Linked DNA regions of Homo sapiens: all the other regions are linked to region 4. Evidence: chromatin contacts called from ENCODE Hi-C or POLR2A ChIA-PET data. All regions are on one chromosome and are shown on one strand. Each heading gives the region's core, a stretch centred on a gene start or an enhancer-like site at or near the end of the contact. The rest is flanking DNA. Distances are from core to core; before and after follow the strand shown.

Region 1 (2,993 bases), core at 281-2,780, 210 kb after region 4:
GCACTAGGCTTATAGAAAGTAGCTCAGTGAACTCCTGACTGGTGAATTCAGGAGACAGTGGGGCTGGGCCATGATTCCAAGTCTGAGTGTCCAGTCAGTCTCCTAGGCCTGCACCTGAGGAGCTTCCGGCTCTGAGCTTTTGCAGCCCCAGGCTCCTGTGCTGGGACCCCCAGCGTGCAGCACTGTCAGGCCTCTGGGCTGGCAGCTGTTGTCTTGGCATTCTGCTGAGGAGGGACCACTGACTCTTCACAGAGACACACTCACTCTTCCTTCCCCAAACCAGTTTCCTTCACTTTGATCCAGTTTGAGATCAAAGATGAGACTACCTCCTGGAATAATCAGGCCAGGTGGTCCTGGAACACTTTTCTTAGAACTGACGCCTCCATTCTTGGCAGGGTGTTTTCAGATCACCCTGGGAGATGCCTCTAATATGATGTACTTTTTTCTCTTTTAACATTATGTACTAAAGAGAACTACTTCATCATCTTCCTTTCGTCGGCGTATTTGTAATTAAGACGCCTGCAAATTCCATGTCATCCTTGATTTCAGGGAAGAGCTTTGAGCATCAGAGACTCATTCACGGCTAAAGTTAAATCAAACATACCCAAGGAAAACAAGGATCTAGTTGTTTAATCTTCAGCTGCTTCCTTTGATCCCATCCTGGATTCTTGCAAGAAGTGAAAAGAAAGGAAGAATCCAAGGATGAGAGGAACTTTAAAAGGGTCAAGTTCAGCTGAGGTTTCTGCCCATTTCATGAATGAACATTTGAGGAACAGCTCTAAAAATTGTCCCTTTCTTGGGCAGTCAAAACTTGTTTCTATGGAAATGGGATTTTTACACCACTGCTTATCTGTCATTTCAAAAAGCATGGCTGGTTTTCAATTTTCCCTAGAAAAACTCATTTCTTTTTCCTCGGTAGGAATTCCCTTCATCCAATTTCGTGCCTCATTTTGCCCAGGGCCATTCACAGCTCTTAATTTTTAGATGCATTTAAAGGTGGTGGTGAGTCGCCCAGGCGGTGAACTCAGGTGAGAGTTCTTAAGGCTCCCTCTGATCCTCAGATGATCAAATGCCCAGGGCCCATCAGTGAAGACCACGCCCAGCAAAGGAGACATGCTGAGAGATAGGTCTGTGGCTGAGAGGAGACAGCCCTCACGGCAAGGGGGACAGCTCTGGTGCCCTGGCAACTCCGTCCTGGACCCCCCCCCAGTGGTGGTTCTGACTGCCCCCCACTTGTCCTTGTCAGTGTGTCCCGTGGCCGTGGCGCACCTCCATGGGGGCTTTGTCCCAAGTGCTCAGCCTGGTGAGGTTATTAGATCCGAGAAGCAAGGGCGAGGGAGAGGATTGAGCCTAGTTTAGTGCCTACAGTGAATGCTCTTCATCTTTGTCCTCTGGCCTCAGGCCATCCTGTTTCTAGTCCAACTCTGAGTGTAAAGTGTAACCCTTGGCCGGGAGCAAGAAGGGAACAGACATGGCCTCTGGGAGCTTGGCAGTGCCAGTGAACCCCTAGTGACTAAGCCTGCTGTTATCGGCCGCAGGGTGACCTCCTAGTGACTAAGCCTGCTATTAGCCTCTTGCTGACCAAAGAGCTTGGCCTAAGGACAGTCAGAGGCCTGAGAGCAGCCCCGCCCGCGGCAGTCTCAGCCTTGCAGGTGTTCGGTTTGCCAGTTGGTCATTCCTTCCAAGGCAGTCCCTGGCTCCCACAAGGTGAGGAGTCAAACCCTGAGCCAGCTCCATGGGTTGGAGGTCTAGTTCCGCGTCTTCCTGTGAAGTAGCCTCGGCTCAGTAGCTTCACCGCCCTGCCTTCTGCTTCCTTGTTCACACAGTGGGAAAAATTACAGGCCCTGGCTCAGGGGTGCCGTGGAATGTAGTGCCTGGCGTTTGGTGAATGCTTTGTGTCATAGGTGTGGGCTCCTGTTCTTACTGTAAGAGAGCCGGGCTATAAATAACAGGACAGCTGGGAGGCGGCCGTTCTTGGCACTCACGCGTGGGTCGGCGGTGGTATGCAGCTGCTCTCCTTCAGAGTACAGCAGGATTCTGCCCTATGAAGTCTGCTTTGAGCCAGCCCCCTCTCAGGGTCCCCCTGGAGAAATGCAGGGCAGAGAAACCCTAGAGACGCTGCAAGTTGGGGTCCCACTCCCCTGTGGGCACCCCAGGAGCTGGCCCAGCCTGAAGACGAGTAGAGGGGATGAGCTGTCCAGCTGCCACTCAGGGAGAGGTCTCCATGGACGGGGTCCCTGGACTCCCCGAGTGGAGTGCTCAGGGGAGCACAGCTTGGTGCAGGATGCCCTGCTGACCTGAACAGTGGATTCCTTCCTCCAGCCCTAGAGCCATTCCCTTCCAGCTCCTTCCTTACTGCAGACATTGCTTACAAGGGGAAGTGAGAGTCAGGAAACCCCAGCCTGTGTCCCAGCTCTGCCTCCTGCTGGCTGTGTATGTGGACAAGCCACTTATCCTCTGAAAAATGGGTGTGACTCATACCTGCTCCCCAGTTGTCATAAAAATTACCCACCCATGAGAAAGTGTTTTGTAAAAATGTGAAACACTAAGATAAGGCCTCTTTAATTATTGCTTCCACATAGAGTAATGACGGAAGAGCCACATTAGTATGTAATGGGGAAGGGTTAAACTAGTCAGTTTTTCAGATTTTTGGCCCAGTGCAGTGACTCATGCCTGCAATCCCAGCACTTTGGGAGGCTGAGGTGAGTGGTTCGTTTGAGCCCAGGAGTTCGAGACCAGCCTGGGACACATGGTGAGACCTCATCTCTACCAAAAAAAAAAAAAAAAAAAAAAAAAATAGCTGGGTGTGGTGGCATGCGTCTATTGTCCTAGCTACTCAGGAGGCTAGGTGAGGTGTGAGGATTGCTTAAGCCCAGGAGGTCTAGGCTGCAAGGCTGCAATGAGCCGTGATCACGTCACAGCACTCCAGCCTGAGCGGCAAAGCAACACCCTTTCTCAAAATTCCTGGAGGCTGTTGAGTGTACTTGTAGGTG
Region 2 (2,824 bases), core at 182-2,681, 150 kb before region 4:
GCATGAGCCCATCTGCCTTCTCTCCATGCCCTGGGAGGAGAGATCGCATCCTTCAGTGTAAAGGAGGAGACAGGGATGGGGGAAGGGGTCTGCCCAGGACTCTCGATTCGGGGGTGGGGGAACCTTCCCAGGGCCGCAGACAAGTCACAAGCCCCTCCAACCATGGCCATGCTTAGCTGCAGGTGAGGCTGGTGGTTTCGGGGGGCTGTGCAGCAGCAGGCGGCCCCTCTATGGATCTCAGGAATACGCCCTCCACCTGTGAGTTTGGGTGGGGGCAGCCGTGGGTACACCTGCACTGTTTCCCCTCCCTGTTTGTCAGTGGGGGGTCTCTATAGTGCACAGCCCGTGTTACCCCAGAGGAGACGCTCAGGCACGCGAGGCTATGTCAGCTGTGGAGATGGCTCACACTCACTTCCTGCCCTCCAGGCACTGGAGGAGTTATGGAGGCTCCAAGGGGTTCCCTCGTCCCCCAGCCATGACCTTGACTCTGAGTTTGGGAGGCAGCTTGGCCCCAGAATGGGCTCTGAGCTGAGGAGGAGGGCAGCTGCCCCACCTCTGGCTCCTGGTGGGCAGCTGCTCTGTCCCAGGACAGCCTCTGGGCCCCTCAAGGTACCTGAATCCTGCCTTCCCTGAGTGTGGCCCTGTAGCCCTGGGCGGGCATGATGTATGAGCCTGGGCTTTGAGTTGAGGTCTGTAAAGCATTAACCACCCACATGCGCGGGTTTATTTTTTTATTTTTTTACTAGCAGTCCTAACCCAGCATCTTCATCAGGACACCCTTTACATGTTCACACAAGGCTTCCAATCCACCAAACTCATTACTGTCCCTGCCCAAAGCCTGGGGGGGTAACAGGGTGTGTGTCAATTTCACTTATTTCATGAAGAGCTGTTTTAATCAGACAGCCCATCTCAGGAGATAAACCTCGAGTATCTTTGCATCCCGTGAGAGTTTTTAAAATTTCACCACTGGTATTTCTCTGCTCAAAACCCTGGTGACTTTGTGACCTTTATAAAGAATGGTTTGGTGTCTGATGGGGATGACCAAAAACCCTAAAGGTAAGAAGCCGTACAGCGTCTGGCCCATTTAGATCAATTCCAGGTCAAATCACAAAGAGCTCACATTCCATAACCTGCCAGAAGCTTCTTTCCCATCCCCACGTTCACAGCCCACACAGCCCACTCTCAAGAAGTGTTTATGGGATGAATGAATGATGTCACGGAGGCTCAGTCCCCGCAGCTCTGCGTTCCGGGGAGCAACCTCGGAGTGCCACATTGTCACCAACCCCACTGCTTCCTCCCCCTCAGCTCCTGTACGAAGAGTGGGCACGCTATGGAGTTTTCTATAAGTACCAGCCCATCGACCTGGTCAGGTAAGAACGCGCCACAGCCTGCGGGAATCAAGTCCCTACTCCGATGGCAGTCGGATAACATCCCTGTGGGTTTCAACCGCTCTGAATGTTCAGTACCCGGGAACGTGTTTGAACTCAAAGAGCTTGTGTAGGAAGACCCAAAATGTCCCTGCAGGGCTGAGAGCCTGGGCCAGCATTAGATGAAGCAGTTTATTCAAATTCCCTGGAGGTCGGGCCCTTTTCAGTCACATTTACCATCTCCTAAATTCACTGCCTGGCCTGGCCTCACTGGGCGGCGGGAGGGTTTTCCGGATTTGAGACGTGGAGGGGAAGGAAAGAGCTGCCTCAAATGTGGAAGGATTTCTTCTCTCCCAAGAGGATCTCTGTCCTCACAGGGCAGGAAGGAGGGGCCGACCAGGTTAGGCAACTTGCCCGCCAGAGCTCGACTGGTAGAAATCCATTCAAGCCATCAAACTGCCAACCACGCTTAATATGAGGAGCAATTGGTTTTCTTGGCACCTCCCGGCCAAGGTTCTTTCCAGTCCTTATGCTGAACAGGGCTTGGAATGGAGCCCACAGCCTCAGGGGAAGTAGGCCCACAGCCATCAGCATGGGCCATCGCACACGGAAAAGCGCCCACCTTCCCAAGGCACCACAGAGAAGTGGGGACCGGGCGCGGTGGCTCACGCCTGTAATCGCAGCACTTTGGGAGGCTGAGGCAGGTGGATTACTTGAGGTCAGGAGTTCGAGACCAGCCTGGCCAACATGGTGAAACCCCGTCTCTACCCAAAATACAAAAGTTAGCTGGCAGTGATGGTGCATGCCTATAGTCCCAGCTACTAGGGAGGCTGAGGCAGGAGAATCGCTTGAACCCGAGAGGCGGAGGTTGCAGTGAGCCGAGATCGCGCCACTGCACTGCAGCCTGGGCGACAGAGCAAGACTCCATCTCAAAATAAATAAATAAATAAATAAATGCAATGGGCGTGGTGGCAAGCATCTGTAGTCCCAGCTACTCAGGAGGCTGAGGCAGGAGAATCGCTTGAACCTGAGAGGCGGAGGTTGCAGTGAGCCGAGATTGTGCCACTGCGCTCCAGCCTGGGCAACAGGAGCAAAACTCTATCTCAAAAAAAAAAAAAAAGAAAGAAAGGAAAAGAAAAAGAAAGAGAAGAGGCTGGGCACGGTGGCTCACGCCTGTAATCCCAGCACTTTGGGAGGCCGAAGGGGGCGGATCACGAGGTCAGGACATTGAGACCATCCTGGCTAACACGGCGAAACTCCATCTCTACTAAAAATACAAAAAATTAGCCGGGCGTGGTGGCGGGCTCCTGTAGTCCCAGCTACTCGGGAGGCTGAGGCAGGAGAATGGCGTGAACGCGGGAGGTGGAGCTTGCAGTGAGCCGAGATAGCGCCACTGCACTCCAGCCTGGGCAACAGAGCGAGACTCCATCTCAAAAAAAAACAAAAAAAGAGAGAAG
Region 3 (2,760 bases), core at 59-2,558, 170 kb after region 4:
ACTTCTAGCAGAGACCCTGGTTTTTTTCCTGTGCCCACTCCGGCTTGTCCTCATCTCTACCCATCCCCTGATGCCCAGGTCACCGGGAGGGCTGCTGGGAGCCTCTCCTGTCCCCGCCGGGCAGTGTCACTGAGTCCTTGAAATCCTCCCCTGCCCCGCGGGTCTCTGGATTGGGACGCACAGTGCAGTTGAGGTCTGCGTCGGGCTTGGCTTTTCACAAAGGCTGATGTCTTAACTGTCACCCATATGGTCCCTGGGCCACCGGGCAGCCTGGGGCGGTGTGTGTGCCATGTCACAGCATGGCCTCTCGGCCTTGGGAAGGAAGGCAGTGCCTGCTCTGCTGTGAGCCGCCAGGAACCCTCCTCCTGTCAATGGGGGTGTAGTATTTTTGCCAAAATATCATGTTCAATTTCAGTAGTTTGATCAGTTGAAGGCTAGAAGTGTGAAGTGCAGATGAGTGTGTGTTCTTCCCCAAGGTCCCCCCACAGCTCCAGGACACCGCTGTCCTGGCATTTGTGGCCACTCACTTTGTAGGAAACTCATCTCCTTCCTGAGGAGCCGGGAGGCTGGACCAGTCCCGTCGTGCAGTCAGGTGGGCGGTGTGTCTTTCCAGAAGGTCACGTGGAAATGTCTCGGGACTTGGGTCCCGGAGTGCCCGTGAAGCGTGTTTTTGCTCCTGAGGTGCATTTTCTCATCATCCTTGCTTTACCACAATGAGCAATGAGGTCGGGTTTTATATGCAACTTATTGTATCTGAATTCCTGTAGCACACCTCATAGGTATGATTTTTTTAAATTAAAGAATTCAGAATAAACATTTTTTGATCCACTTGCGTGATTTGCTTTGGTCTGTGGTCACTCCGTTCTGCAGTGGAAGCTGCGTCGACACTCTCGGTGTCCTGCGCCCCGGACCTGGGCTGGCGGAGGCTCTCCTGCCGTCCAGTGCGTCTCACGCGTTCTGTTCTGGCTTTAGACCGAACCGTACGTTCCCTTTTCAGTGTTCATTCAAAGGTGCTGCTTATGAACTGAAATGTGTTTACTCTGGCAGATGATTCAGTTTTTTGCACAAAGGTTCCAAGCAAAATAAAACACTCTGTGCTTAAAAGTCATTTCTGAATTACAGTTCTCAAATCCTGAGGGGGATTTTGCTCCCAGTCTCGTTTTGCTCAGGGGCACCAGAAGTTAAAGGCTAAGGGGAACAGTGGCACTGAGGGAGCAGGTGTGCCCTCGGGAGCCGGGGGTGCTGGGGAGCTGGGTTCCGGCTCACACTTCTGCCCATCAGGTGCTCCCAGGGAGCTTTCGGCTACACGACATGCCTGCTACCCCTTCCAACCTGGGTGGTGACGGAGCACTGCCTCCTCCCTTGGGCTGTCCCACACCTGCCTCTGGCTTAGGAAACAGTGCCTCTGCCAGCTCTGCCCACAGGAGCCTAACGTGAGAGTGCCCCCGCCCTCCTGCCACAACCGGGCTGCTGTGGGTTCTGCATCACAGGGTTGCAGCCCTAACGGCGAGCCCCGTCCCACACAGGGCCTGTCTGCTGGGTGAGATTGCAGCCACCTGCAGGGAGCTGAGTCCTGAAGAAATGAGGCATGAAGGCTTGTGAACCAGGGGAAAGTCCCAGCCAGGGTGGGCAGACGGGGTCAGGGGGCTGGAGGACAGGGTGTGACGAAGGGAGGGGGCCATGCAGAAAGGGCCCCCGCTGGCCCACTGTCTGCCCAGTCGGTGTGTGCCTGTGCCGCCTGCGGATGAGCATGGCAGGGGCTCAACAGGAGCGGGACACATCTTGAGTGGGTCTGTGTTTCTGTTCTATTGGTGGCCAAGCGTGGCCTGGCAGCTTGAGTGCCTGGAGCCAACCACCTGAATCTTAGCCGCTTTCTTTTTAGATGTGGTTGGGGTTTTTTGTTTCTGTTTCTTGAGAAAGGGTCTTGCTCTTTCGCCCAGGCTGGAGTACAGTGGCGTGATCTCCGCTCCTGCAACCTGTGCACCCAGGGCTCAAGCAATCCTCCCACCTCAGCCTCCCAAGTAGCTGGGACTACAGGTGCATGCCACCACACCTGGCTACTTTTTGTATTTTTAGTAGGGACGTGGTTTCACCATGTTGCCCAGGCTGGTCTAGAACTTCTGACCTCAAGTGATCTACCTGCCTCGGCCCCCCGAAGTGCTGGGATTACAGGGATGAGCCACCGTGCCCAGCGTAGATGTGGTCGTTTTAATGTCAGCTCACCGTGCCTTCTGTCTCAAAGTTGGATTCACTCCCCAAGTCCCCTCTGGCCTGAAGAACAGCCTAGGGGCATGCTTGCCTGGGAGCAGCTTGCTCTCAGCCTGCTGGAGGAGGGAGGGCAGGACATGGACGTGCTTTTCTCTCTTGGTGCCCAGACATGGAAAACGATTTTGTGGCACATAGGGAGCCGTCGGCACACAGGCACCTCCAAGAGCCACTGGAGCCACTGCTGGCCACTCTGGGCGCTCAGATGTGGGCACAGCATGGAGAGTGCTTTGTCGGGGTGAAAATGCTTACTTTGCTCCTGGAAGATATGCTGGCGAATGCTTCTTCAACCCAAGATGTTCAGAGTGGCTGACATGGTATTAACTGTGCACATACTGTGTGCTGGGCCTTGGAGGGGAGATGTTGAGTAAGAGAGATGGCTCAGCACTGGGGAAGCTGACACAATAAATCTGATTCCACCACTGTGCTGATTTTTATTTTTTTAATCAATTTATTCTTTTTGAGACAGAGTCTTGCTCTGTTGCCCAGGCTGGA
Region 4 (2,903 bases), core at 404-2,903:
GGTTTTGAACTCCTGACCTCAAGTGATCTGCCCACCTGGGTCTCCCAAAGTGCTGGGATTACAGGCTTGAGCCACCGCACCCGGCCTCACCTGGCCATTTTTACACTTTTAAAATAGCAAGAAACTAGGGGCAAAAAGTACATATTCATATCTATGTGTAGTCAGTCAATAAATATTTATTGAATGAACGAATAAATTAATGGAAGGTGTTCCAGATCCTGGTAGGCGAGAGTCAGTCGGAGGGAGTGCTTGTTCTTGGTGCACTCACAATGGAGAATCAAGGAATTCACCTTGGACGGGCTCATTTCTCCCTCTCCTAGGCCCCGTGCAGCCTCTTCTCAGACTTACTAGTTCTGAGGGGCTCCTGGCTGCCTCACACCAACAGCAGTGGCCAGTGGACACTGGCGATGGTGTCCTGACATTTTGGTTTGTGAAGAGTTTGTGCTCCGAGTCAAATCCTGGGAGGAGTGGGGAGGGCATCCGCTTTAATTAATTAGAGGTGTCTCTATTCATCTCCGTATCTGCAACATCTAGCACAAGACTTGGCCCATAGTAGATGTTTAAAAATTCTTGCTGAGGCCGGGCGCAGTGGCTCACGCCTGTAATCCCAACACTTTGGGAGGCTGAGGCGGGCAGACCACCTGAGGTCAGGAGTTCGAGACCAGCTCGACCAACATGTAGAAATCCCGTCTCTACTAAAAATACAAAATTATCTGGACTTGGTGGCGTGCGCCTGTAATCCCAGCTACACGGGAGGTTGAGGCAGGAGAATCACTTGAACCCGGGAGGCAGAGGTTGCAGTGAGCCGAGATGGCGCCATTGCACTCCAGCCTGGGTGACAAGAGTGAAACAACGTCTGGAAAAAAAAAAAAACTTGCGGAAAAGATGAAATGACCAAGACTCGCGCAGTGCTGCCCGTCAGGCTCTCAACTAGTCGCTCTTCACATCTGATTCATGTCTTAAAGCAGCCTCGCAGGTAGGTCTGCATCATTTTCCCATCCTACATCGGAGGCGCTGAAGCCCAGGCGGGTTTCCCGAGTCGCCCGGGCCCACGCTGCAGAGTGAAAGCCACAGCGGCAAAGCCTGCACTCTGGACGCTGCGCCGGGACGTCCCCAGGTGCGGCAGGCAGCGCTCCGTAAGTGGGTCCTGGCGGGAACTCCGTCCTTCTGAACCCAGATCAGGCCCAGGGAGACCGTAGGGGCGCCGCGGCGGGCGGGGTCTGGGTCCTCGGTGGTGACTGAAGCCTCGGTTCGCTCTTCTGCAAGGTGCGAATCCAGAGCCTCCAGCTCGGGAGGGACCTGACGTGCCGGACGCGTCCAGCTCAGAACTCGAGGCGCGGTAGACACTCAGCAAAGGCCTCCGGCGTCCCTGCAGCCGTGGGGGGAAACTGGGGACGCCCGGAGGAAGACGCTGACCCGGCGAGCACCTGAGCGCCCACCTGTGGCTCATCCCGGAGACCGCCCCCTCCCCCGCGACCCGGGCGGGGCCTGGGGGGCGTGGCTCCCGTCTCGCTCAGCCAATCAGTGCCCCGGGGCCGCCTCCCGCCCCCTCCTGAGGAGACAGCGCTTGCGTACTCGGGCCAAGGTGCTCCTCGGGCCCCGCCCCCGGGGCGGTGCTGACGCTCGCGCCGACGCGCTCGACGTCGGGCACGTAGACGCCGGCGCCGCGCAGCCGGGCCCGCTCCTCCTCCGCTCCGCCAGTGTCCGGCCGCGGGCCGGCCTTAGTGACTGGGGCGGCGGGCCCCGGGGCCGCGGCGTGGGGCGGGCAGGCGGACGCCGGCCGCGGGCTGCTTTCGTCGGCTCCCAAGCTCTCCCGGAGCGAGCAGCCGCCCGCGAGCCGCCGCGGAGCCTCCTCGCCCGCTCCCGCCGGCGAGCAAGGTAAGGGAGCGGGACACTGAGGCAGGCTCGGGGCCCAGGCGTCACCGGCGCGTCCCGGTCTCCGCGGCGGCCACGCAGCCGATTAGATGTCTCCGCGGGGAAGGGTGCGCTCCGGGACGGGTGGGGGCGAGGCCGCGGCGCCGGGTCGCGCTGGGAGAGCTCCGGCGGGACACCCGCGCCCCAAGGGACGGCTCCGGGGACTGCGCGCTGCCCCTCCCCGAGCCCCGCGCCCCGTGACCCGGGCGCTGGGGCGAGGGGCGGGGACCTGTGGCCGCTGAAAGCCCTGGCCCGAGCGGGCTCCGTTGTCAACGGTCCTCACCCCCCGGGGTTCGGGGCTTCCGCCGCACCTGATACAGGAGGGGAGGAGTGCGGCTCGAGCAGGCTGGAGGTCACCATCCCCATCAGGTGCGCCGTCTGGGGCATCCCCCTCTCAGGGGTCCACCGCGCCCCCAGTACTGCCCGAAAGGCTCAGAAGCGACTTCCCCTTTCCCTGGCGCTGTCTTTATATCCCAGACACTTAATAGACTCTCGTAATCTCACCTTTCACTTTTCCCTCTTTCCTAGCCGCCCCCGGCTGTATCGACCTGCTATATTTCCATTGTGGATTTTTTTTTTCGGTTGTAAACTTACGTAAGTTAGGTTGACCAACCGTTGCAGCCATTGGAAAACACTTCTACCAGCGTTTAACGAATCCGGTTCCTTTTAGTGCTCACCAAATCCAGCCCAAGAATTCAGGGAGCCGTCAGTTCTTCCCGGGAGCTGACTGCACACATTCCTGCAAGATGCCTGATGGATTTTGTACTTGTCAGTTTTGCTGGTTGTATGCTCCTTCTGTGCTTTTCCTGAAAAATGATTGGGTGACATGTGTTTTGACTTTCTCCCCCCCTACCCCCCCACCCTCCCCACCCCACTGGGAAGTAAAAAAAATAGGTAACAGAAGCACACTTGTTTTCAGCAAAAACAAGTACAGCTTTGCAAACAGACTACCCCAGGGCTTGCCCTTTTTTGTGAGGGTAGTCCTTTGG

What was found. A loop is a pair of places that touch in the nucleus more often than their neighbours do. ChIA-PET counts read pairs that join two places held with the same protein, here RNA polymerase II (POLR2A). Pooled maps may share reads with other maps.
Region 1: a loop to region 4 is called in a pooled map, with 3 times the contacts of the local background. The contact joins the enhancer-like site here to the promoter of PPFIA1 in region 4. A Hi-C loop is called at or near these places in 9 of 37 single-sample maps with no recorded cell type and 4 of 50 pooled maps.
Region 2: POLR2A ChIA-PET joins it to region 4 with 12 read pairs in A673. The contact joins the enhancer-like site here to the promoter of PPFIA1 in region 4. POLR2A ChIA-PET finds 5 or more read pairs at or near these places in 2 of 52 experiments (A673 and K562).
Region 3: a loop to region 4 is called in a pooled map, with 3 times the contacts of the local background. The contact joins the enhancer-like site here to the promoter of PPFIA1 in region 4. A Hi-C loop is called at or near these places in 2 of 37 single-sample maps with no recorded cell type and 4 of 50 pooled maps. POLR2A ChIA-PET finds 5 or more read pairs at or near these places in 1 of 52 experiments (PC-3).

Annotation. Positions count from the first base shown.
Region 1 is chr11:70,480,766-70,483,758 of GRCh38, forward strand. The region is part of intron 25 of SHANK2 (SH3 and multiple ankyrin repeat domains 2); the gene reads right to left. Among named protein-coding and RNA genes, the nearest start is that of CTTN, 84 kb to the left of the region's middle. Within about 2 kb of position 1,531, at least 13 of the 41 ENCODE cell types and tissues checked have a DNase peak (open chromatin) inside an H3K27ac peak, as active enhancers do.
Region 2 is chr11:70,123,045-70,125,868 of GRCh38, forward strand. ANO1 (anoctamin 1) reads left to right here. Exons shown (of 26, transcript NM_018043.7): 9 at 1,306-1,370. Among named protein-coding and RNA genes, the nearest start is that of ANO1, 46 kb to the left of the region's middle. RefSeq lists an enhancer at 319-957. Within about 2 kb of position 1,432, at least 4 of the 41 ENCODE cell types and tissues checked have a DNase peak (open chromatin) inside an H3K27ac peak, as active enhancers do.
Region 3 is chr11:70,435,748-70,438,507 of GRCh38, forward strand. It overlaps CTTN (cortactin), which reads left to right. Exons shown (of 18, transcript NM_005231.4): 18 at 1-828. Among named protein-coding and RNA genes, the nearest start is that of CTTN, 39 kb to the left of the region's middle. Within about 2 kb of position 1,309, at least 2 of the 41 ENCODE cell types and tissues checked have a DNase peak (open chromatin) inside an H3K27ac peak, as active enhancers do.
Region 4 is chr11:70,269,037-70,271,939 of GRCh38, forward strand. It overlaps PPFIA1 (PPFI scaffold protein A1), which reads left to right and starts at 1,654. Exons shown (of 28, transcript NM_003626.5): 1 at 1,654-1,878. RefSeq lists silencers at 1,239-1,788, 1,829-2,258.